Regions from separate parts of the Homo sapiens genome. Here region 2 is linked to region 1. Evidence: chromatin loops called from intact Hi-C (ENCODE). Cell type or tissue: PC-3. All regions are shown on one strand. Links, peaks and the distances in the headings refer to the core of each region. The heading gives the core; the rest is flanking DNA. Region 1 overlaps XRCC4 (X-ray repair cross complementing 4). Region 2 has its middle 53 kb from the start of VCAN.

Evidence for each region. Peaks named below come from ENCODE experiments on the same cell type or tissue, not always from the same donor. Only the 100,000 strongest peaks of a DNase experiment are listed, where the experiment ranks them.
Region 2: a loop joins it to region 1, with 3 times the contacts of the local background. A loop is called at or near these places in 3 of 110 quality-filtered maps.

Annotation. Positions count from the first base shown.
Region 1 is chr5:83,259,080-83,272,419 of GRCh38, forward strand. All of the region lies in intron 7 of XRCC4 (X-ray repair cross complementing 4), which reads left to right. Among named protein-coding and RNA genes, the nearest start is that of XRCC4, 190 kb to the left of the region's middle. RefSeq lists a silencer at 4,878-5,078. In PC-3, for the core only: no CTCF peak of the experiment used is centred there; a DNase peak (open chromatin) is centred at 6,362; H3K27me3 peaks cover 1,274 bases.
Region 2 is chr5:83,411,919-83,425,258 of GRCh38, forward strand. No RefSeq gene overlaps it. Among named protein-coding and RNA genes, the nearest start is that of VCAN, 53 kb to the right of the region's middle. In PC-3, for the core only: no CTCF peak of the experiment used is centred there; no DNase peak of the experiment used is centred there; H3K4me3 peaks cover 1,234 bases; H3K27ac peaks cover 420 bases.

The DNA.
Region 1 (13,340 bases), core at 3,089-11,088:
TTCTCATCATCTGTTTATTTCTATCAAGTTTTGGCATTGTGTACTTTATTTTCACTGTTTTCACTCTTTGGTTCTGATTACCCTGCATCAGTCTGTATTTCAATTTAGGTGTGATGAGTTGCGAAGTTGAAACACTTAATATTTCGTTACAGCAAAACAATGAGCATTTATAAAGAATATTATCAGTTTAATCCAAAATGAATGTTCAAATCATTTGTATCTTTGGGTATGTGTATGTATGCTCTGAAAATTTATTTTTTCTAAAGTTTTTGTTAATTCAGTAAATAGTTATTGAATGATGATGCTGTGGCAGATGATTTTATAGTTCAGTGATTTTCACAGGATGGAATGAGGGTACCTGGGGTTTTCCAATGGCCCTTTGTAGGGGTCCATAAGGTCGTCCCTTCTTAAATTCCATACCTGTGTGAGGCTGGATTTTCTTATATCCTTCAATTAAAATAACATTTCACTGCTGATTGAATGCAGAAGCTGGTGAAAATCCAACTGTTTTCAATCAAACCAGCTATCAAACAGGTTTGAAAAGTATAAAACAATGCCCTCATAACATTTTTTTCTGGAAAATACGTTTCATAAAGAATATATCATTCATATTATCATATACTGGATTTGTGTTATTTTTAAATGAATTAATGAATCTGTTTAAATTTTCTCAGGTTTAATTTTCAATATGGCAAATAGTCTACATAAACTAAAATGTGGAGTCAAAACTCTTGAGACCCTCAAAAATTTTTTAAAGTATAAAGTATTCCTGAGAGCAAAAAGCTTTAAAATTCTGTTATAGACAATAAGGATGCAAAGAAGCACAATTCATGCCATCAGGAAACTGGCAGCCTAGTGGGAACATGTTTTAGTTTCTAGCGTATAAACATTGTATAGTGGGATTATTTTGTCTATCATTGTGTTTTTGTTCTCTCCACGATTGGCCTGATCTACATATACTTAAAAATGCTATCTCCATACTATGCTGTATCCCTAATGTCTTCAGACAATATATGCAAAAACCCATTGTGCACTAAATTCTTTCCGGTTTGTGTTTATCATTTGAATTTATTCGTAGCTTATAACCCCTTGATAGAGCTCATAGAGTTCAAGGCATAGTGTGATCTCTTTTATACGGTGAACCAAAAATATTTTCAATTTACAGACATTGAAATAGCCAAACTATGGGAAAGAATAAAATTATAAGCAGTTTAAAACGTTCCAGAAACTAAGTACTTCATTCAGTCAATTAGTAGACAAGTGAGTAATGAGTTGAAATTGAATTATGTGCCAGGCATAATGTTGATCATGCTGAGGATCCCAGAAAGTAGAAAATAGACACAGCTCCTGTCCTCATGGAACTTTCAGTCCAATTGTTTTGTCTGATAATGACTTAATGGTTTGCGGGAAGAAGGAAATATTGGTTTTATGTTGGAGAGCTGCATCTTAGGTCTTTTCACTCTATGTGTGAACCAAAGGTAAGGTTTTAGGTTGCTAACATTTTCTGAGTACACTGTGTTGCTTAAGCAGGTTTCTGATATGCATGATACAGAGATGAAAGAAGTTTAGCTCTGAATCAAGACTAAATATTTTTATTTAGCTTTTTAATAAAGATAATGTGTTTGTTTCTCCAAACATACAGACAATTAATATTATGTTCCTTTTCTTTTCCATGTTTAGGTAATCATGTCAATGTTTATGTTATATATTTTCACCATTTTAAAAGTTGACAAAGTTGATGTAAACCATATCAGCTTTGGTAACGGTCTGCTAATTATATCATTGTAGGCCCTTTAGGCAGACTGCCCCTAAGTAGAAATGAAAACACCTGTTAGATGTCAGTGAGCATTTTAAATATTAAGAGAAATTTAGCATGTATCAGTCAGATGTTGAGTGGTTGATACCCTACTGTATAATGCCTCCTCTTTTGCTCAAATAAAACAAAATGTTAAATTATGTATTTTTTTCTTATTTTTTTATACTATAGGATTTTTTTTGCATTTTGAATACAGGAGACTGAAATTTTATGGCTCTTAAAAATTTTAAATACTAGTTGTACTTTCCCAATATTTTTAATGAAAAAAAGAAGCTTCTATAAAACAAAAGCAAAAATAAGCCTTAGCTCTTAAAAAACCTCAGAGTAAGACGTTCTCAATTACTAATGGCTAGCCCTTATTTTAAGTTTTAAAATTAAAACTGCTACCTATTTTCCTCCCTTCCTGAAGCATGATTTTTTTCTCTGACAGCTTGTCATCAAAAACATAAACATCAATTAGGTCATGTACCCTATCTGTAGACTCACAAATAAACGCAGATATGGTTAGTTTGCTACTTACGGGTGAAAATACATCAGTCCCTACCTCTAAACTTAAGTTTCCTAGGCCCTTCTGATTGCATGACCTTCAGTCCCTTCCAACATTCCCACCAGACATCTTACATGTGATTCCACTATTTAGCTTCTCTATCTCTGCAACTCAAGAAAAAAGAAACAAAAGTAGGGGAAGGAGTGGTCATAAGTACTATGGCTTAATTTTTTTTTTTTTTTTGTCTACAAGACTTTGTGCAAGTCATTTTACCTTTCCAAGTTTCAGTTTTCTCATCTAAAAATGAAAGGATTATACTAGATGATCTGTAAGATCCCTCTCAATATTTATAGATCTATTGTATATTTAACTCTTCACCACTTTCAAAACATGAATATGATTTAGCAATAAAATACTTCCACATTTATTAGCTATTATTGATTAAAATTCATGAAGCAATTAAAAATATGAAATATCCATGAGAAAAGTATTCATTTTTTAAATTTAACTGTTTATAGGTATTTTACAATGTAACATATTAAGTACTTTATAAATACCACAGGGTTATTTTGCATTCTGAGAAAAACTAAATACTTATCTATAAAACAAAATCATAATAATTTTTAAATTTAGTTGAACATTTATTGCAACCCTAAGTCATTGTTATAGTGACAAGGTATAGAAGGAGAGAGAGATATAAAAATAAATCAGAATTTTGATAAGTGCTTTATATGTTATCTCTCATTTAAATCTCACACAAACCCTACAAGATAGGTATTAATTTATCCTTCTTACAGATGAAAAGCAACCAAGGCTCATAAAGATATAGTTCTTTTGCCAGAGCAGCACAGCCGGTGTTTTATTCCAGAGTTTGTGCCTGGTTACTTCCTCAACTGGGTTTATAATCTTTTGAGAGACAAAGATATACACAAATAGTTTTGTGCAGAGCGAAGGGAGTACATCGGTCATAAAGTTCTAAATTGAAATATTTGGAATTGTGTTCCAGATTTGTGAGTGCACTATTATATGTGGGAATGGATTTGGGGCATTTTATTTTATCTGAGAACCACTTTTTTGGGGGGTGGGGAAGCTTTCCTTTTATTTTGACTCAATATACAGAGAGAAATGACTTCAGTTAATACCTGAAATACTCTGCAAAGCTTTTAGAGACTTCAGAACAAATATAAATCACTGTAAAAGGAATACAGATATAAAATAAATATAAATTATTAAATTCACAGAGCTTTATAATGAATTGTTTTATTAATCTTGTAAACTTTCAAAGTATCTAGACAAACTGTCTTTCAAATATAAAAGAAAATTTGTTGTAAAGTTGCTTTTACCAATAAAAATACTAAATAGTATTTCAAGTGAATACTGGATGCCAAAACAACACACACACCTTAGAGTGAGTTTTTTATTTAATTAGCTAGGACTACACAATCTTATCACAGTCTTTTTTTTTTTTTTTTTTTTATACTTTAAGTTTCTGGGTACATGTGCACATTGTGCAGGTTAGTTACATATGTATACATGTGCCATGCTGGTGCGCTGCACCCACTAACTCGTCATCTAGCATTAGGTATATCTCCCGATGCTATCCCTCCCCCCCTCCCCCCACCCCACCACAGTCCCCAGAGTGTAGTATTCCCCTTCCTGTGTCCATGTGATCTCATTGTTCAACTCCCACCTATGAGTGAGAATATGCGGTGTTTGGTTTTTTGTTCTTGCGATAGTTTACTGAGAATGATGATTTCCAATTTCATCCATGTCCCTACAAAGGACATGAACTCATCATTTTTTATGGCTGCATAGTATTCCATGGTGTATATGTGCCACATTTTCTTAATCCAGACTATCATTGTTGGACATTTGGGTTGGTTCCAAGTCTTTGCTATTGTGAACAATGCCGCAGTAAACATACATGTGCATGTGTCTTTATAGCAGCATGATTTATAGTCCTTTGGGTATATACCCAGTAATGGGATGGCTGGGTCAAATGGTATTTCCAGTTCTAGATCCCTGAGGAATCTCCACACTGACTTCCACAATGGTTGAACTAGTTTACAGTCCCACCAACAGTGTAAAAGTGTTCCTATTTCTCCACATCCTCTCCAGCACCTGTTGTTTCCTGACTTTTGAATGATTGCCATTCTAACTGGTGTGAGATGGTATCTCATTGTGGTTTTGATTTGCATTTCTCTGATGGCCAGTGATGATGAGCATTTTTTCACGTGTTTTTTGGCTGCATAAATGTCTTCTTTTGAGAAGTGTCTGTTCATGTCCTTCGCCCACTTTTTGATGGGGTTGTTTGTTTTTTTCTTGTAAATTTGTTTGAGTTCATTGTAGATTCTAGATATTAGCCCTTTGTCAGATGAGTAGGTTGCGAAAATTTTCTCCCATTTTGTAGGTTGCCTGTTCACTCTGATGGTAGTTTCTTTTGCTGTGCAGAAGCTCTTTAGTTTAATTAGATCCCATTTGTCAATTTTGGCTTTTGTTGCCATTGCTTTTGGTGTTTTAGACATGAAGTCCTTGCCCATGCCTATGTCCTGAATGGTAATGCCTAGGTTTTCTTCTAGGGTTTTTATGGTTTTAGGTCTAACGTTCTTATCACAGTCTTGTGGCTACAAGGTGCAGAAAAAGATGTAGCGTATTTCAGCCCAGTATTTCCCCACCTCCATAGAGTGCAGTGCCACTGATAGAGTTTGTATAAGGTATTGTCTTCCTGAACCTACAAAAGCTCAATTCTTTATTTTGTTATGCCGGATGCTTACAGTATTATCCTTGAAGAAATTGCACAATCCATGCACTTTTGTTTTGAGAAGTTATTATAAGCATCAGAATTTTTGTAGCTTCCAAACCAAAGTGACTATATCTATTAAAGCTTTTCAGGGTCCTAAAGAGCTCATTTCCCCACAGTAACCCAGTTGCAGTCACATAGAGTTTAGGCAATATTCACTCTTAATAAAGATTCTTCTTTTTAATGGAGTTTTGAAGAAAGTTATTTGTTTGCTTTCTGATATCTTCTTCCTATGTTTTTATTATTAATGTTATGAATTATAAAAATTAAAACAGTGAGGGGGTCAGAGTCTGGTATTAATTCATTTATTTTTTAATAAAATGAACTTTATTTTATTTGTTTCCCAATTATAAAAGCAGTTCATGCTCATTCCAGAAAAATCAGAAAACCCACAGAAACAAAAGAATGAGCATATGGGAAACTCGTAATCCCACCCACCTGGAGATGACCACCGTTGAGACCTGGTACTCTGTGTCGTTGCAGATCCCTCTCTCTTCCACACTTCATTGACAAAACTAGGCTCACACCAGTTATGCTGTAACCCACAACTTTTTTTTTCTTCCATTTAGCAATCAATATGGTGTAATATGGGAGGAAAATAATATCTTTGGAAGACTATGTTTTAAAAGCAGTTGATTAATTTGAGATATGTAATACTTTATATATAGAGAGAGTTATACATGGAATTACACATATATTACACATACATGTATGTATGTTTTGCCAGAATTTCTCCAGGAAGGCTATAACAATTTGTACCCTCACAACAGTGTTTGCCTTTTGAGTTTTTTGTTGTTGTTGTTTACCAATTCATTTTAGAAATACATATATAGAGAGAAGGAGATGAAATTGCATGTGCCAACTTAAAATGAGGTAGTTGACCATTCCATCTTTTCAAAAAGAATTTATTTTCATACCTTGATTCTTAAAAATTGCTAGCAATGTATTCAAAGTTTAAATCTCAAAGTATTTGAAAATTATGTTTTTTAAATTTAGATGGATAATATAATCATCAAATTCAAATATCCAATTTTTGTAGATTTTTGGTACCTGAACTATAGACTTTTTAAATGTCAAATTAGGTACATAAAATGAATGTTCAATTGCTATATATTTACTCTGGTCATCATGAGCAAACCTCATTTTTTACACAACTTTAATTTTATCATAATGTTTATCTTAGTTGCAAAAGTAAACATGGTGGTGGTTTTAAAACGAGATAGGTTTTTATTAGCTTCACTCTATGTTTACCTAACTGGTCAGGCTGCGGCTCTCACTTTGCTTGCTGCATATTTTGATTAATGGCCCCTTGGCCTTGTTCCAGAGTATACTGATTATGGTCAGTGCACTTCAAAGATGATTTATTAATTGTGTTTGTGACCCAAAATAATTCAATAAAGATTGATCATATGCATTATTATAGATTTGCCAATAAAATCAACAGTTACACTTTAAGAGTATGTTTGCCTGAATAGATTTTTTAAGTATACAAAAAGGACAAAAACTTTTTTTTAATGTATTCTGTATTAAACACAGATTTATGACCTTTTAAAGCATGATTATTAAATGTATCATAGGATTGGTCTTGTAAGTGCATGAATTGTAAGTTCTACTTTAACATAATTTCAAGATAATATGTTTCATTGGAGCTTACATAGGTGTTTTAATAAATATTTCGATGTTTATAACACCCTGGGAACAACCCTTACTACAATTCCCCTAGGCTATTACGTACATTTAAATTTTAAATTACTGACAGACTCAGATGTCTGTTTTTAAAAAAAATGTTTATAGGAGACTTTTATAATCTTTCTGAGTTTTAAGTAAAGGGGATTTATCGTATGTTTCCTATATGTTATACTCTTGTCATTTGAAAGACTTTGATATGTACAATTTCTCTAAATTTGGCTTGATAATAGTTATTGTTTCAGGCATTTTAAGCACTCTACCAACATAGAATAATGTGTAAATATTCACTATACATGGCCGGCAAAGTTATTAATCAAAGGAAATGACTCCCCGCTCATAATTTATGGTTCAGTATTAAAGGAAAAATAGGAGGTATATATTTTTTGGTATACTGTATCCAAAATTTACACTGTAACAGTGAAATTCTGTAACTTAAATCATCTAGTATGATGTGTTACTCAATGTAAAGTAAGTATTTGGTCCGTAGTAAAAATTATGAAATAAAATAAAATATTTTACCCACTAGAAATATAGACTGTTTCATGTTATCTGAAAAGTATAAACTAATTATGCCAAAATAAGAAGATATGAACCCCCAAAGTAACAGATGTCAGCAAATGGAAGAAAGAAATCAGATATGAGAATAAAAGATAAACCTAAGAAATTAAAAATATATAATGATCCATTAGTATTATTCAAGGACTTTGCTTGTTTTTGGAAAATTGTTACTAAAGGACAAAAGCACAAACATGCTTTATTTAAACATCATTATTCAAAAATACTTTTAGTAAAATTTTAGGACATAGTATTTTGTTTAATTGAAAATCTTTTACAATAACTTTGTTTCTAAACAATTTCTAAAACTTATTTCTCTAGATCAAATATGTATATGTTACTTTGTAAAATGTTATTTTTGTAGTAAATGAAGATAAATTATCAGTGTATTGGATAAAGCAGTGTTATCATTACCACCATTATTGAATGTTTACTCCTGTATAAATCACTTCTAGAAATACAGAATAAGAAGTTGATACAGCCTCTATCTTTGTCTTTGTGTATGAATAGAACAATGAAGGAGGAGTAATGAATAGCACACATACGTTGTTTGCTTTTGGGCCACATTACATTTTCTGACAAACTATCTTTAATATGTATATGGCTAACTATAATATGTCTAGATTGTGCCAAATTCCATAGTAGGTATGAAAGCTATGAAATTTCAGAGGAAAGAGAGTTGCTAATCCTTTTGGAGCTATATGGAATAAGGAGATAGGATAAAATCAGAGAAGACTGACCAGGAGGAAGTGTTCTTTGAGTCTGGCTTTGGAGATGAATGTTGTTTCTAAAGGTGTAAACACCTGAGGAGGTGTAACTGGAGTTTGGCTTTGAAGATGAATGTTATTTCTAAAGGTATAAACTGAAAGAAAGAGAGTTCTAATTGAACCCCATCCACAGCATCCCCTTATTTCCTTTAGTAACAGAACTCCTTTCCACCACCTGCTCTATCCACAGGGTTTAACAGTGCATGTGCCTATCAACCTAGAGGCTACAATTCCCAGCCTCACTAGCAGTGATGGGTGGCCATGTGACAAAGCCATTGCTAATGAGATATAAATGGAAATGATATGGGCAATTTGGGGATCTTGCCCATAAAACGATTGGGCATACATTCCTATGTCTCTTTCTTCCTTCTCAGCCATTTAACATTTAAGGAAACCATGGTAGGAGATGGGAAAGCAAGATAGGAGGAATCATGGTCCCTGGACAGTCTCAGGGAGCAGGGCAGCATACCCACAATGGACCACCCAGCTACCTCTGGACTGTCGTGTGAGAAAAATAAATGTCTAGCTTGATTGAAGCCATGGTGGTGGTTTGTTTTTGTTTTGTTCTCTTTGTTAGAGAAATCTGGGATAGTCCCTTACTAAAAAGAAGGGCTATCCTATCAGGGGAACAGATTGTATAAAACAAACGCATGGAGAAAGTCTGAAAGATTGAGGACAAATGCCTGTATCATTGAGGTGCTTAGAAATATGAATAAAGCTGGCAAGGTAGGCAGAACGTAGAGCACAAAGAGACTTATTTATTTGGACTTCTTTTATGAATGCTACAAGAACTGTTAAAAGGTTTTGAACCAAATAATGGCATAATGAACAGAGCTTTACAAAAATTTTCCTGGAAACCATATATTGGATGGAAGGAAAGTTTACGGGTTGGCAGTGAAGATAGGAAGATACTCTAGTAGTAATCCAGGAAGAGTTACCTGAAGAATAGTGACTGTAATTGGTGTAATAGTGAATGTGATTGGAAGGAACAGCAGGGATGAATTGAGAAACATTCGAGGTTGCTATCCTCTTACTACCAGAGATCTGGGAAGCCTCATCAGTTATTGAAAGCTATTTGGTAAACTTAGTCTTTACCAAAATAAATCATCTATCTTACTTTAGAAATCAACCTACCACAAAAGATGGATAAACAAAACAAGTCATGGGGATTGACTTCTCAAAAGACTGGAAAAGCTCCCTTTTCCATGCTGCTATATTTATCTACTCAAATATATATATTGTGATGCATTGATATTATATCATTTTACATCATTTCATTTATTTCATTTTTGAACTTAATTGCACCTATAAGTAATTTATCAGCAAGCTTTCTTCAAATTGTGCTCTAAGAAGGGTTACTCAGGAAGGTGTATTGTAGCCTCTGAAAACCTTCCTTGTCATAGAGGTTCTTGTTTGCTCCAACCACAGGAAATATTTCCTCTGGACATGTGTTTTGATTGTGATCTGAAGGCATGGGGTTTCTCTTACTTGGGGTTATATGACATTCTCCTTATGGAATACGGAGAAAATCAGCTTTTTCACTGACACATTCTGTTATGGATGTAGTGCTGATTTTAAAGAGTATTTGCCCTAGGACCATGATATATGATGTTCTAGAAATTTCCCAACTTTAGAGAATAAGATATGAATTGAACAAATCAATTTAGCAAACCAATGAAGTAATGAGATATTAATACAAAACCAAATGGACCTATATATCCCATTTCAAGGAAATCATGAAAATGATAATTTTCTATTGAAGTTTATCTTGGGTTAAGCAATAAATGGCACCATATAAAACAGGAACTGTTGGAGAGCATTTTATCTGTTCTCAACTGCTATGTGGGCAAATAAGGCAGATGAAAATCTCAGTGTTCTCACTGAATAATAAGATGGTCTTTCGGGTCTCAAGTATATTTTTGGAGTCTTCCATCTAAGCTGTCAGGAACATACACCAATAACTTCCAGAAGAGGAAAACAAACCCATCATAGGACTGAAAATTTGGCATTACATATTATCCTTAGACAATGGTTATAGGCCTCTGCCTTTTATCTCCACCTTAATATAGTAATGATGTACCTACTGTGTGCCAAGCACTGTGTCCTATGCTGGGACTATAGCACCAAACGAAAGAGACCAGGTGCTTTCCCTCAAGGAGGATAGGATGTAATTTCAGAAACACACCAATAAATAATTACAGTACAATGTGATAATGAGGCCAATTGGTGTAATAGTTCCAAGTACATCTAGAATGCCCAATTAAAATGAATAGTAGAGGGAGGCACAAATAACAAAGAAAAAATTTGCTACTCTTTCTCATTAACCAAGGATGGATGCACAGATAAGTAACTCTAGGTGAGAAAATATATTACATTTGATAGAGTTCAAAAAATAACCTGAAATTGGGAATTCAGTAAAAATAGACAGTTACAAAAAAGAAAATATTATACACTAGCATAACCTAACACATAGTAGATATTCAATAATTACCAAGTAAATGAAGTAATAAATAGGCCTTTTGTATAATACGGGAAAGAAAATATTTAGTAGATCTAACCCAGCGGAATCTTCCCCTTTTTGGAAAATGGTACTACATCTGTACCAGAGGTCCCCAACCTTTTTGGCACCAGGGACTGGTTTTGTGGAAGACAATTTTTCCATGGACCTGGGGTGGGTGGGGGGATGGTTTGGGGGTGATTCAAGCACATTACATTTATTGTGCACTTTATTTCTTTAATTATTACATTGTAATATATAATGAAATAATTATACAACTCACCATAATGTAGAATCAGTGGGAGCCCTGAGCTTGTTTTCCTCACCTCACAAATGGTCCCATTTGGGGGTGATGGGAGACAGTGACGGATTAGCAGGCATTAGATTCTCATAAGGAGCACACAACCTAGATGCCTCGCATGCACAGTTCACAATAGGATTTGTGCTCCTGTGAGAATCTAATGCTGCTGCTGATCTGACAGGAGGTGGAGCTCAGGTGGTAATGTGAGTGATGGGAGGCGGCTGTAAATACAGATGAAGCTTACTTACTCACCCACCACTCACCTACTGCCTTTCAGCCCACTTCCTATTAGGCCATGGACCAGAGGTTGGGGACCACTGGTCTATACAGCAACTAAAGCCTTAAATTTAAGAGTTATCTTTAGCTTCTTCTTTTCTCTCATGCCTAGCTCTACTCCATTTGTCAGTCTCATACTTCATGCTTCTAAAATATCTTAGAATTTAATCTCATGCTTTCTACTTCTGCTGCCACTAACCTAGTCTAAGCCATAATCCTTTTGCATGCATGACTGCAGCCTACTCCCTTTTTTTCCCATTTCCACTTCTCTGACCTCTAAACTGTTTTCCACATAGTGAACTTCTGAAAACACAAATTGGATTATATCTTTATACTTCTCCGCATGTCTCCAGACTTTCCATCCCTTTCCTAGAGTATTCCAGTGCCTTCCCATTGTACTTAGTCTAAACTCATTACCATAGGTTACATGCTCTGAATGACCTTGCCCCTGCATCATCCTGAAACAAATTGTGGGATTTATTCATTTTTTCGAAAAAAAAAATATATACATATATATATGTATATATTTTTTTTTTGAGACAGAGTCTCACTCTGTCACCCAGGCTGGAATGCAGTGGCAAGAGCTCAGCTCACTGCAATCTCTGCCTCCTGGGTTCAAGCGATTCTCCTGCCTCAGCCTCCTAAGTAGCTAGGATCATAGGCGCCCGCCACCATGCCCAGCTAATTTTTGTATTTTTAGTAAAGATGGGGTTTTGCCATGTATAGGAAGACAGAAGGGGTTTTATTTAGCCCATTTAATCAACTACTAACTAAAATGCATTCCTGGATTGTCTTTCACAGGCACCATGAACCTGATTGAAGTTTTCTGTTGGTTGAAGTTACCTGAAATTTTGAAAATTCTTATTTCTCTTGACATTTATATTATTTTACTTAATTGCTTACTGCCTTTGGCATTTTTTGAAACTTGAAAATTATTGTAATCCTGTCCTACATTTGAAATAATTTATAATGATAAGGAATTGAATCCAGCAACTCATTCATTCTGAATGTTTGGAATATCATAGATTATTATGTACTCTAAGAATCCTAAATTTATTACTAATTATACGCCCATTTGAATTACAAGCAATAAGGGAAATAATAATGTCAATCTAAAATAGCATAAAGTCATTCTTATTTTTGTGTTTTATTTTGTCTACTTGTTCCACAAAAGTATTGTTATAATATTGGGATGGAATTTATTAATTATCTAATCCAAAATAATAATACATGGCATGTAACCATTATATAAATGCTTTGTGGGACAGTAAGACATATTACTTTAAATGAAACCCTATTTTACCTGGTAATGTCTACTCTTTGACCACAGTTTTGCCTTCTGTATTATATCAGATAAATCTTCTACATTAAATTTACTAATATAAAATAGAGTCATGTTGAGTACATAAAATTTATGCAAATGCATCATATTCTCTCTATTCCCCTCTCCTACATAAAAAGTGGGAGGGAAGAGAGAGAGAGAAAAGGGAACAATTTAAATAGTGCTGGGCATTCTAGTCCAGCATATGCCCAGGAGTGAAAATGAAATGGGAAACATATATCTCCTTTCCCTAGCTGTTTGAGTTCCCGCTATCTTTCTATTATGTGAGCACTGCATTTAAAGATAAACCTTTACATGCAACTAAACACAAGGCAACCATGTAACATTTTCTAGTGCTTCATGGAAAACAAATAGCCATAAATCCTAAAATAGGAGGAAACCTGTTGATCCTGGGGTGCTGGACCAATTGAAATTTGTGTAACATGCTGGACTATGGTATTTTCCTAAGGATTTTTCAGGATAATTTGATTTTCACAGTAAGACCTACAATTAAAACTCTATCACTAAATTAGATATAATTCTATTTAACTCGAAGACCATTTTATACTCCGGAGTTTTTCTTCTGCAAGCTAAAAGAGCCTAAGTTTTTAACATTATTGTGTATAATATTGTTGTCACATATCAGTCTCTTATTTGGATTTGCTTTTCACTGAATGCATTTAATTTTCCAGTGTTCCATTAAAGTCATACCCCCCCAAACCCTGTTTATATCTCAGACATGGTGTGGTCTTTACAGAGAATAATGGGATACTACACTTCTGTTAGTGTGGGGTGTTCCCTTGTTGTTACACCTTTTTATTATTATTATGT
Region 2 (13,340 bases), core at 2,134-10,133, 150 kb after region 1:
CAAGAGAAAGAAGTAAAGAGTATTCAAATAAGAAGAGAGGAAGTCAAACGTCTGTTTGCAGATGACATGATCCTATATCTAGAAAACCCCATCATCTCAGCCCAAAACTTTCTTAAGCTGATAAGCAACTTCAGCAAAGTCTCAGGATACAAAACGAATGTGCAAAAATCACAAGTATTCCTATATGGTACCAACAATAGACAACCAGAGAACCAAATCATTAATAAACTCCCATTCACAATTGCTACAAAGAGATTAAAAAACCTAGGAATACAGCTAACAGTGAAGTGAAGGACCTCTTCAAGGAGAACTACAAATAACTGCTCAAGGAAATAAGAGAGGACACAAACAAATGGAAAAACATTCCATGCTCATAGATAGAAAGAATCAATATTGTGAAAATGGCCATACTGCCCAAAGTAATTTATAGATTCAATGCTATTCCCATTTAATTACTGTTGACATTCTTCACAGAATTAGAGAAAATTACTTTAAAATTCATAGGGGACAAAAAAAGAGCTTGTATAGCTAAGACAAACCTAAGCAAAAAGAACAAAGCTGGAGGCATCATGCTACTTGACTTCAAACTATACTACAAGCCTACAGTAACCAAAACAGCATGGGACGGGTACAAAAACAGACACATAGACCAATGTGTCTCAGAGATCTCAGAAATAAGACTGCACATCTACAATCATCTGATCTTTGACAAACCTGACCAAAAAAAGCAATGGGGAAAGGAGTCCCTATTCAATAAATGGTGCTGAGAGAACTGGCTAGCCATATGCAGAAAATTGAAATATGACCCCTTCTTTGCACCTTATACAAAAATTAACTCAAGATGGATTAAAGACTTATATGTAAAACCCAAAACTATAAAAACCCTAGAAGAAAACCTAGGCAATACCATTCAGGACATAGCAACTGGCAAAGATTTTATGATGAAAAGATCAAAAGCAATTGCAACAGAAGCAAAAATTGACAAATGGGATCTAATTAAACTAAAGAGCTTCTGCACAGCAAAAGAAACTATCATCAGAGTGAGCAGAAAACCTACACCATGGGAAAAAAATTCCAATCTATCTATCTAATATCCAAAATCTACTAGGAGCTTAAACAAATTTATAAGAAAAAAACAAACAACCCCATTAAAAAGTGGGCAAAATAAGACATTTATGCGGCCAAGAAACATATGAAAAAAAACTTAACATCACTGATAAATAGAGAAATGCAAATCAAAACCACAATGAGATACCATCTCATGCCAATCAGAATGGTGATTATTAAAAAGTCAAGAAACAACAGATACTGGTGAGGCTGTGGAGAAATAGGAATGCTTTTTACACTGTTGGTGGGAATTAGTTTAACCATTAGTTTAACATAATTAGTTTAAATTAGTTTAACCATTGTGGAAGACAGTGTGGCAATCCCTCCAAGACCTAGAACCTGAAATACCATTTGACCCAGCAATCCCATTACTGGATGTATACCAGTAATAGTATACATTTATACCAAAGGAATATAAATTATTCTATTATAAAGATACACACCTGTGCATGTTCATTGCAGCAATATTCACAATAGCAAAGACATGGAATCAACCCAAATGCCCATCAATGATAGGCTGAATAAAGAAAATGTGGTACATATACACCATGGAATACTCAATAGCCATCATGTCCTTTGCAGGGACATGGATGGAGCTGGAAGCCATTATCCTCAGCAAACCAACACAGGAACAGAAAACCAAACACTGCCTATTCTCACTTATAAGTGGGAGCTGAACAATGAGAACACATGCACACAGGGAGGGAACGACACACACTGGGTTTGTTGGGTGGGGGCCGGGGTAGGGAAGGTGGAGCATCAAGATAAATACCTAATGCATGCTGGACTTAATACCCAGATGATGGGTTGATACAGCAAACTACCATGTCACACGTTTACCTATGTAACAAACCTGCACGTCCTGCACATGTATCCCGGAACTTAAAATAAAATAAAAGTTAGAAAAATAAATAAAAACACCTGCCATACAGCCCTCCTGCTTTTAAAGGAATAATTAGAATCTGTGCATTCTGAATCATTGTTAATTTAGTTCAGACCTATGAACTGACCCAGAAAAACATCCACATTTATTAAGCACATAATTTAATGCACGTCTATCACAATGTGATAATGTAACACACGTCTATCACAATGTGATGTCTTTTATACTTATTGTTAATAGGTATGTTCATGACAAGTTCAGGGACAGGCATATCATTATCCACATATTTTAAGTTAGATATTTCCTGAAGTCACACTGCTACTTGTTGAAAAATTCCCATTTGAACTCCAATCTTTGACATCCAGTGGCGAGTGCTATTACTCTGGCACTTTGACTTAGATGATTCAGGGCAGGCAGCGTAGGAATGCATGAAGAACTCTACACCATTTCAGTTGGAGGCCATTTCTATTCATGGAGTAGACTATTACTAGCTTATATATGTTATACTCTATCACTTTTTCCTGCTTATTTTATCTTGTGGGAAAACACCAAAATCATTATGTGTGTAATATTCTTTAATTCTGTGTAAGTTGAAATACAAATATCTGTTCTGGCATAGCTAATATTTACATTTCTCAAGTTTCTTTCCAGTTAAATCATAATATTGTATATACCTACATATGTATATCTGTGTGTTTCTGGAATTTGTATGAAAGATATTAATTTAGCTTCCATTCCATTTCCTTTATTGTCATACAATTCTTGGATTTGCTGTTTTACAACATTCTAATGCAGTCCTAAATGAAAATCATTTGTTATTCTAGGGCTGCATGCTGAATTAGGTTTGGATAACAAAGCAAGTAGAGATGACTATCACATATGAGAGTGAAGCAATCCAAAGTAACAGATGACAAGGTCTCTATGGAACTTTGTTGCTTTTAAAAGCCTGAAGTTCTTCAGAGAGTGCTACTGCAGATTTTCTTGATTCTTACAAAACAATTGGTCCGGAAAGGTAAAAACTCAAAAGTCACCAAGAAATCTTTCCTCTGCCTTTCCCAACCAGTGCTTCCTACTGAGTATGTTTCTTTTGAAGCCAGGATAACTTGCTCTGTTGCAGTTTCAGAAAATAGTGTGAAATTAATTTTTATCATCACCAAGAACTGGAGTTCAAGCACAAGCCTCCCACGCAAATTGTCCATCCAGAGTTGTTGTAAACCCAGAACTGGGTCATGAGTCTCAACAAATGCAGGCACTCTGGGAAGCAGGGAAAGTTTAGACTTTGACCAATCATACTAGCAATGACTTAACTTCAAGGAGCTCAGTACCAAGAAAGAGACAAACAAGGCTGCCCAAAGTGTATTCTGCTGAATGGCAACACCACTGAATATTGAGAGGTATTATGTTTAAAAGGACTCCATGGACATAGTGTGTAGAAATGCCTAAATTTATTTATCTAAGGAACCTATTAGTGTGTGTGAGGATGGCATGTTAACAGACCAATGCTCTATAAAACACACCTTGGGAAATATTGGGGTATGGCATGAGGAGCCCCATTTGAAATAAGTTATCTGCAGGAAATAAAGAGGGTACAAGAGAGAACATTTGTTTCTTTGTATCCATTTTTGTTTGGAAGTATTGTTTTGAACAATTGTTTAGATTGAAATAATAATAACATTTTTGCATCGCATGTAACATTACCTTTTCCAGAAGTTTCATCTTCATTTCTTCTTTTTATTGCCAAGGAACCCTGTGATGGTACTTCAGGTAGCTGTATTCAATTTTACAAGCTGTATTCAATTTTACAGTTGAGGAAACTGATACATAGAGAAGGTGAATGCCTTTTGCACTCAGGATAGGCTAAGTCAGGGGATCAGAAAACTAGGCCACACAGGCCAAATCTGGCCCGCAGCCTGTTTTTGTACAGTCTGGAAACTAACGGTATATATATATATATACACACACACACACATATATATGTATATATATACACACACACATATATATGTATACATATATATACACACACACATATATATATGTATACATATATATATATACACACACATATATATATATGTAAGGTAATAAACCTTTAAAGAGGAAGAGAAAAGAAAAGAATATATGACAGAGATCATATGCGGCCCACAAAGCCTGAAGTATTTACTGTCTGGCCTTTTACAGAAAAATTTTGCCAGCCCCCGGACTAGGTTATACGGTTATGCTCTGGTAACAAACAATACTCATACCTCAGTGATTTTGCCCAACAATATATATTTCTTGCTGATGCCACATGCCCAAGTCAAGGTGTCAGGAGTCTCTGCTTATCCGTATCACTTAGGAACCTGAGCCGCAAGAAACTTCATGTCATTATGTGCCCCATGGTCACCTCTGCAATAAGAAGGAGATGTGATGAGCTGCGTACTGGCTCTCAGAATTTCCACCTGGGTGTGAAACGCTCCACTTCTGCTCATAGTTCACTGGCCAACCAAGTCACATGAACTCATCTAACTTCAAAGGGGTGGGGAAATACAACCTTACCTTATGCCTGGAAGAATGAAATCCAGAAATATTTGGTGAACAACAGTATTAATACTGGATACATGTGAATGTGAGTGTGTGAGAGAGAGATATATAGAGAGAGTGAGTGTGTATGTGTGTGTGTGTAGAAAGCTAGTTCAGAAAGTGAGGTGTTGGAATCCATAGCCTCTGAAATCTTTATTGATTTTCTTCATACATATGTGTAAGATATATATATAGTGATATGGCTTGACTCTGTGTCCCCACTCAAATCTCATCTCGAATTGTAATCTCCACAAAGTTCCTCCTTCGCTCCTGTCTCACTTGCCACCATGTGAAGAAGGTGCTTGCTTCTCCTTTGCCTTCCACCATGATTGTACATTTCCTGAGGCCTCCCCAGCCACGTGGAACTGTGAGTCAATTACACCTCTTTCCTTTTTAAATTACCCAGTCTCAGGTATTTCTTTATAGCAGTGTGAAAATGGACTAATACATATAAGAACCTCTATTATATATGGATATGTAGATTTCTCTATTTTTACATATTGAATTCTTATAAATATATCTACTATATATTCTATATTGAATTCACATATATAAATATATATAATAGAGATCTCTCCATAGCTATGTATTTATCTATAGATATATATTATACATATATTGAATAATATAAAATTCAATATATGATCTATAGAATAGGATTCTGTATATATAGTAGAGATCTACCTATCTATCTCTTTGTGTATAGAGAGATGGAAAAATGAATCAATCAGGTTTCACCGGACATGGATGTCGGGTTTCAGGTGTGTGTACATGCATGTGAGCATACTCTACATTATGCTGTTGATCACCAAATATACATACAGAGCGCACATAAGAGAGAGGTGTATGCGTGTATGTAATCAAGACTCCATTATGTACAAGTTACAAAACGAACGTGAAAAAATAAATTTAAACTTTCTTTTGAAATGTAGTTTTCTAGTGTTAAAGGATTTAACATTTCTTGGCTTACAACAGTGTACATTGTCTTATGTTAACATGTTCCCTGCAAAGCTGTTTAAAAATTAAATAATACAATTTTTACTTTAAATATCACAACTTTGGGGAGTTCTTTTCCAAAAGAGAAGAAAAGAAAGAAGGAAGAAACTTCTAGTAATGTGAATAATCAGCTTCTAGTTACATCTTTGAAAGCTGGAGCTTGTGTGTAATAAAATGCTTAAAATAAAGGTGTCTCAATTTTTTAAGCAGCAAGAAAATACTTGGAGAATTAAAAGACAATATATATTAGCATTAGAAGAAAACCTACAGATGATTCTAGTCTACCTTCCTTATTTTATCGATGAAGATGGTGAAATTAGTAATGACAGATCCAAAGTGCAAGGTTCTTAGAAGTTTTTTAGTTTTTGGATTCTCTCTCAACCATATACTTCTCTTAGATTAAACCTTTTTTTTTCTCTATGTAAAAGCACTGTATCATTTTCAAATCATGGTCAATAGATTTTTGGATGATTTCATGTTGAAAATTATTGCTCTGTGTGACAAAGGGAAGCCTGCTTCCTCTATCCCAAGAACAGTCTACTTGGTTTTTAGAAGGCATTGTGAATGTACAGCATCCTTACTGCACGGCTGCATGCACAAGGCCAAGCTGTCTCTGAAAGAATTCCACACCTGACAGGATGCTGGCCACACCTTTCTTGGCTCAGAGACAAAGCAAGGAAATTGTGGAAGGTAAGTAATTGAAGAAATCATTTTCTTCCTCTTCATGTATGCTTCTTTTCTTGGATCTGGGATTATTGGTGGGCTTATTTTTTGTCTCTTTCCATCTTTGACACTTTCTTTTTACTTAGGAGATGCCAAATGAGAGACACATAAATTATGAGGTTTTTTTTTTTTAAACCCTGCAATTGACCATTGCATTGGTGTATGCTTTGTCATTTGCAAGATTCACAAATAACACAATTCCTGGTGTTGGGGGGCATCCTAAAAGGGACAATTTCTTTTCAGAATAATAAATCACAATATTTAAAGGGAAGAGATCTTGTGAAAAAGCTATGAATGGAAGAGTCCAAGCCTGGCTTCCATCTGTGTTTGGGGAACAGTTAACAGCAATGTGTGGGAAGTCAAACAAAAATGGAGAGCCGAGATCTTTGCTTTTTAAAACAAGGATGTTTGTTTAAGAAAAGTATGTGTAGGGGAAGAAGGGGGAGGGCTGTGGCTCCTGTGAGAGAAAGGGGACATGGGGAGACACATGTCAGCATTTCAAAGGATTTTTGTGCATGCAGGATAGTAAATAAATTGAAGAGGCAATTTTTATAAAAAATATTTGCCCAGTCAAAGCGGGAAGTCAGTGAAATTGTAAGGTTGCTGCTGAGTAGTTAAATCCTCAGGTACGGCTTGGCTTGTGACCGTCACTACTATCCATCTCAGTTGGCTTCTCGGGGCTTTTCCATCTTTTCTCTGAGAGTCTCCGTATTTCCATTCAGCTCCTGGAATTGACCTGTATCGCTGAGAAACGTGATTAAGCTGCTTTAAAAAGCCTCTAATTTCCATCTTGCGAAAGAAAAATATAAATGCAAAGATGGTGCCATAGCTACTAGCTCCGTTTCAAGGCGTCTGGGTGTCAGACATCAGAATATAAATCAGGGAAGGCATTTTACCAGATAGTGTACATTGTGATGAATAAAACACAGAGGAAACGGGGACTTCATAAAAATAAGAAGTACAAATATCCAGTCATGAAAGGTACATATTTGTTAAAGATTATGCCTATTGAAATGATGAGTTGGAAGAATCATTTTATGTGACTTTACAGGCTCATGAATATAAATGACTTTATTGGCCCATGAATATAAACAACTTAAAATATGACAAATATATTCTTTAAAAGGAGTTAGCTATCTCTTTAGGTTTTCATTATCTTTCAAAGAGAAACAAATTTAAGAATCTTAGCTTTTCACCAATGAAATTACAGTCTGATTCTCTACGAAGTTATGAAAATGGTAAAGAAACTTTAAAAGATCTTATCTCCACATATACAAACATTTCTTATTTGTGTAAATTCAAGTTAATATATGAATGTAAAAGCATAGTTCATATTTGTAGTGAAATTGAACTTCTTTCAAAGAAAATATCTCAACATATAGAGTATCAATCAATTTCAGAAAATAAAAAGTCTTCAAGCTTTACATATTGCAAGCTTGAGATATTGTGGGATCATATTTAATCAGTGATGGGTTAATGTTCTAAGCAAACTGTAATTAAAAATAAATAGGTCTGTAAGCTACCTAATCCTCAAGTGTGCCAAATGAGGCAAACATTTCACTTCTGTAAAAATAAACTTCTAATTCTAATCTAAAGCACTAGTTGAGCCTCCCATCAAGGAATTTTGTGATGTTTGTTCATGTATCTAAGATACTTTTTTCAGACTTATGAATATTTATGAACCACAAGGTTCAATCCAGTATTATAAGAAGTAAGAGGTAGTGTCTTCTAGACGTAAAGGATGCTTATAATTCTACTGTGTCTCCAGATACTCACTGGCATCTTGTCATGCTTGAATGAGCCATTCAAAATAAAGCTGCCGTCTAATCGAAGTACCTGAAGTGCAAAAATGTGAGAAGAATTTAATGAAGCATAAATTGTCATTTGGTTGAAGATACAGACCCCTTTACTGTAGCACAATTAAATACAACATAATGGAGGCTTCTGTTCATGAATCCCAATCGCCTTCTGTTTTGCAGACAGGAAAACTACAAGATCAATTAATGTCTTTATTGTGGACTGTGGTGCATGGAGAGTAAATGTGTTCTCACCCTCTCTCTTTTCCCCATCCTTCCCCCAACGAGGCACACATTTTGTATGTGTTTACAATTAAGAATTTGTCATGTATAAGACACTGTGTTCAATGCTAGTGGGAAATCTAAGATTAATCAAATGGCCCCACTATCTACAGAAAACAATAGCCTTTATCAAATACCAACAGGCTGTTTTATTTTTTTAAACAAAAAAGTTATTATGCAGCTCTCTAAGCTAAGACTGTGAAAGTCCCAGGCGTTGAAATTTGGAGCAAATATAGTGGTTCAATGAAAAAAAAAATCAAGCTATTTTAGGGATAATGAACTTTCCTGATTGTGAACTATGTTGAATTTCTCAGTCGTACGAGTGAGTCCATGGGGTAGCTATGGGCATGAAAGTGAGTGGTTTAATAATTGAGGGCAGAGGAAGCAGAGGGCTGTGGGAAGATTAACAAGAGTCAAGTATACGCACTCTCCACTTATAATTCTGCAGGAACCAGGAAGGAAATGGGAATGACAACTGGCTGAGAGAACATCAAAGTCCAGGAATGGAAATGGCAGCTGGCTGAGAGGTCAGTCAGGTTCAGAAAATGAGATTAGCAACTAAGAGATCTAAAAATCTACGAATAGCATACTAAACAATTTGCTCATGCATTCGTCATTTTAGAAAATATTTCTTGAGCACCTATGTATGTAAAGTGCTTTGCAGGCCAGTCGCTAGGTATATAGGTATATAGTATCTTCCTCATGCCCCCTTAAATCAAATTTGTAATTAAGTTCTGTCAATTTTACTTTTGAAATATTTCAAATGATTATTTATTTCTCTCATTCTTCACTTACAACATTTTGGTACGAGACACTATTACCTGCCAACAAGCCTACTTGGAAAAATCTAGTTGGTCTTCCCGCATCCACTCTCACCCCTTCCAAACTTCCCCCATATTGCAAATGGGTAGATTTTTAAAATGTTATTTTGATCAAGTCACCATTCAACCCCACCCCAAATTCATTCTATTAAATCCCATTGCTCTGAGAATGACGATCAGAATCACTTAGGTCGCATAAAGCTATACGGTCAGAATCTTTCAGTTCTCCACCCCATCTCAAACCACTAGCTGACTCCCTCTCCCTCTGCCATCCAACTGCATTAGCCTTTTAAAGTTCCTAAAGCAACTCTTGACCCATTCAGCCTTCGTATATGCTGTTCATGTCATCTGGACCAAACCTCTTCCACTAACTTAGTTAAACCCTGATATTGTTTGCCTGTATGCCCACCCAAATCTCATCTTGAATTGTGGCTCCCGTAATTCCCATGTGGTGTGGGAGGTAATTGAATCATGAGGGCAATTTCTCCCATACTGTTCTTGTGGTAGTGAATAAGTCTTACGAGATCTGATGGTTTTATAAGGGGAAACCCCCTTCACTTGGGTCGCATTGTCTCTTGTCTGCCACCATGTAAGATGTGCCTTTTGCTTTCTGCCATACTTGTGAGGCCTCCCCAGCCACGTGGAACTGTTAGTTCATTAAACATCTTTTTCTTTATAAATCACCCAATCTCAGATACGTCTTTATCAGCAGCATGAGAACAGACTAATACAAACCCCATTCATTTTTCAGATCTCAGATTCAGGGAACCCTTTCCTGACTACCTCAGAGTAGGTCAGGTTGTTCTGTTGTATGCCTTTGTAAGCTGATATGGCTTGGATTTGTGTCGCTGCCCAAATCTCATGTCAAATTGCAATCCCCAATGTTGGAGGAAGGGCCTGCCGGGAGGTGATTTGATCATGGGGGCAGATTTCCCCCTAGCCATTCTTGTGATAATGAGTGAGTGTTCATGAAATCTAGTTGCTTAAAAGTGCATAGCACTTTCCCCTTCACTTTCTTCCTCCTGTTCTAGCAATGTAGGATTCACCTGCCTCTCCTTTGCCTTCCGCCGTGATTGTAAGTTTCCTGAGGCCTCCACAGCCATGCTTCCTGAACAGCCTGCAAAACTATAAGCCAATTAAACTTCTTTTCTTTAAAAATTACCTAGTCTCAGGTAGGTTTTTTTTATAGCAATGCAAGAATAGACTAATACATAGGCAGAACACTTATCTCTACTTGTAATTTTTAATTATTTATTGTGAGTATTAGAATAATATCTATTTTCCCCAGAAGAGCGTTAACACCACAAGGGCAAAGACTGTGTTTGATTTTGCTCACTTGCCTGTCCCAGCAGCACAGCACCTAGCACAGCACCTAACATGTAGTAGGTAGTCTATAAATATTTGTTGAGTAATTGAGTAACATAGCTGTAAATGTGTGCTGTACAGCTCAGTGGAATAAACAGTGGAATAGACATGAGCTAAGACAATCCATTAGGGCTAAATTTCTGCCTCAAGAAAAGCAATATGCCTTTAGAACTTTTGGGTCCCCAAACCTGAAATACTTATTGGGGCATCCCATCATAAACCAAAAACCATTGCTTTTAATCATGAGTACTGAGTGGTTTTAATCATTCTAGGAAATATTTCCTGAAATGTGCTGAGCATATTATTGATTTGAATTTCTCAAGGGGAAAAATATTTTTTTCTTGGTATTGACATAAATTTAGAAACCCAATTTTTAAATGATTAACAATGATGAGTGAAGCAAGGATGATATTTCTATACCTACAATTTTTCTAAATAAGTCAATGGCTCTCTATTCCCTCAGTCTCAGTCGTGACCATCTCTGCATAAGCAAAACAGCCTGATGACTTTAACTTCCACAGATTCTCTCAACACAACATCCATCAAGCATATGACTTAATTCAATTAGTATCTACTTTCAGCCAACCTGTATTTTTTCTTTGATTTGTGCAGATCTTCAGTCAAAATGTAACTAAGGTTATTTTGCTATAATAAAGCTTAGTTATCAAAAGATTAGGCTAGGATCAAGACTTGCTGAGAAGAGAGGAAAGTTATTGCATGCTGTTTAAAAATTTTCAGGCCATTGATTTTATTTGAAGATACCATTTATCCTAATAACATGTAGAAATGAATAACTTTAATGCACCTCAAGAAGCATACACAGTGGTGTTAAAATCAGTCTTGGTGAATCAGATTATTTTTTGAGTTTACAAACTGTGTTTGCTATTTTGAATAATGTTACAGTAAACTTTTATAAGTGATATGCCTGGAGGGTGGAGTTAGGAGGGACTTTCTGGCTGGTTGTGGTGGCTCATGCCTGTAATCTCAGCACTCTGGAAGGCTGAGGCAGGCAGATCGCTTGAGGTCAGAAGTTCAAGACCAGCCTGGGCAAAACCCCATCTCTACAAAAAAAAAAAAAAAAAGAAGGACTCTCAATATCTATGTATCTGAGATTTTTGTAATTTTGTTTAATTTGAATTTTAATAATAAACATGCAATACTTTTGAATTTAGCAAAAAGTAATAAAAAGTTTTTAAAAGAACCCATTTGGTGAATTATTTCTCAAAACTCAAAGTTTAGCTTCTGCTTTCACTTACAATTTTGTAAATCACGAGTTTGACTCTCCTAATGAACAATGAGAACAGTCCAGTTAAGCGAGAAACTTTGGTATTAAAACTAATCAGAGCAACACAAGATATTTTTTAAAAAAGTAAGTAAACTTAAATCCAGAAAATGATTAGTCATTCCCAAGAAAGAAGATATTCTCAGCTACTTTCATCTCTGATGGAACAGTGAAAGAAGTTTGCCATAGAAGGGAGTGACATAAAACCAGCCAAAATCAAAAAACTGTAGCAGTTGCCTGTGAGCTTGCAAGATGGATTAAAATCCCAAGGAGTTCCAGACTCAGAGAAGGTCTCCACCTATCCACTAACTCTTTCCCAAGGGGTTCACCTAGTGTTGGGGAATAGAATGCTGAAGGCTGCAGTCACGGCAGGAGAATGAAGACAAATCCTGAGGATCTCCAGGCCTTCTTTGAAAGAAATGTAGCATCTGCTGAAGGCTGAGAATAGGGCAGGAGAGTAAAATCTCTTCCAGGCTCTCAAGGGCCCCATCGAATGCATTATCTCAGATCTCCAAAGATAGGCCAGAAATTTCCTGGGATAAAAAGCCAATAATTGCGCTAGAAAGCAAAGAGGTTTTCCCAGAAATTAAAAAAGCTGGTAGTCACAGGCTGTAAAGGTGTCTCCCACATTCAGAAAGCCAGGTGACCTCCTGGCTATAGAGCACAAAGAGATCTTTGGAGTTTTATGAGTGGTCAGATCTCAAGTCCTGCTGGAGGAAAGGTCCTGATTCCAACATCAAATTATTTGAATCCAGTGGTGAACTGAATAACTAAAGCTTTAATGAAGCCCAGACACAACTAATCTATAGATTAGATTGACTCAGCCCCTCATATTGGTGGCATGACAGAAGTAGGATGTGCCTTATTCGGCGGGTAAATATTACTTAGGCTTCACTGTTGGCTTACACACAATGTTGAGTACACAATACAAAAATTTAAGTCATGCCAAGTGGTAAGAAAATTTGACCCATAGTCAAGAGGAAAACTGGTCAACAGAATCAGATGCAGAGACGGTCAAGTATAAAATACATCAGATCAGGACTTTAATAGTGCTGTGATAAACACACCAAAGAGTCTAGTGGAAAAGATTAAAAACAATGTTTTATTTAGTTTTGGCTATTTTTTTCTATTGTGTCATATAAATAGTTAGCAACATAGGACTGGCTACTTTTGCTTAATGTCATCATTCTGTGATTTATTCATGTTGCTGCACACAACTATAATTTGTTTTTTCAGTGATGTATAGAATACCATTGTATGACTATACCATAATTAATTTAACCATTCAATCATCAGCATACATTTGGGCTTCTAAATTTTTACTCTTACAAAGACTGTCATGATGCACATCCTTGTGTAAGTCTCCAATGCATACTCAAGTGTTTCTCTATACACTATACCTATGAGTGGAATTTTAGCAGATGGTACATTTTTTTCCCCACAGTAGTTGTACAAACGGGGCATGAGTTCCTATGCCTTTATATCCTCACCAACACCAGATGTCAAACTTTTTTATTTTTGTC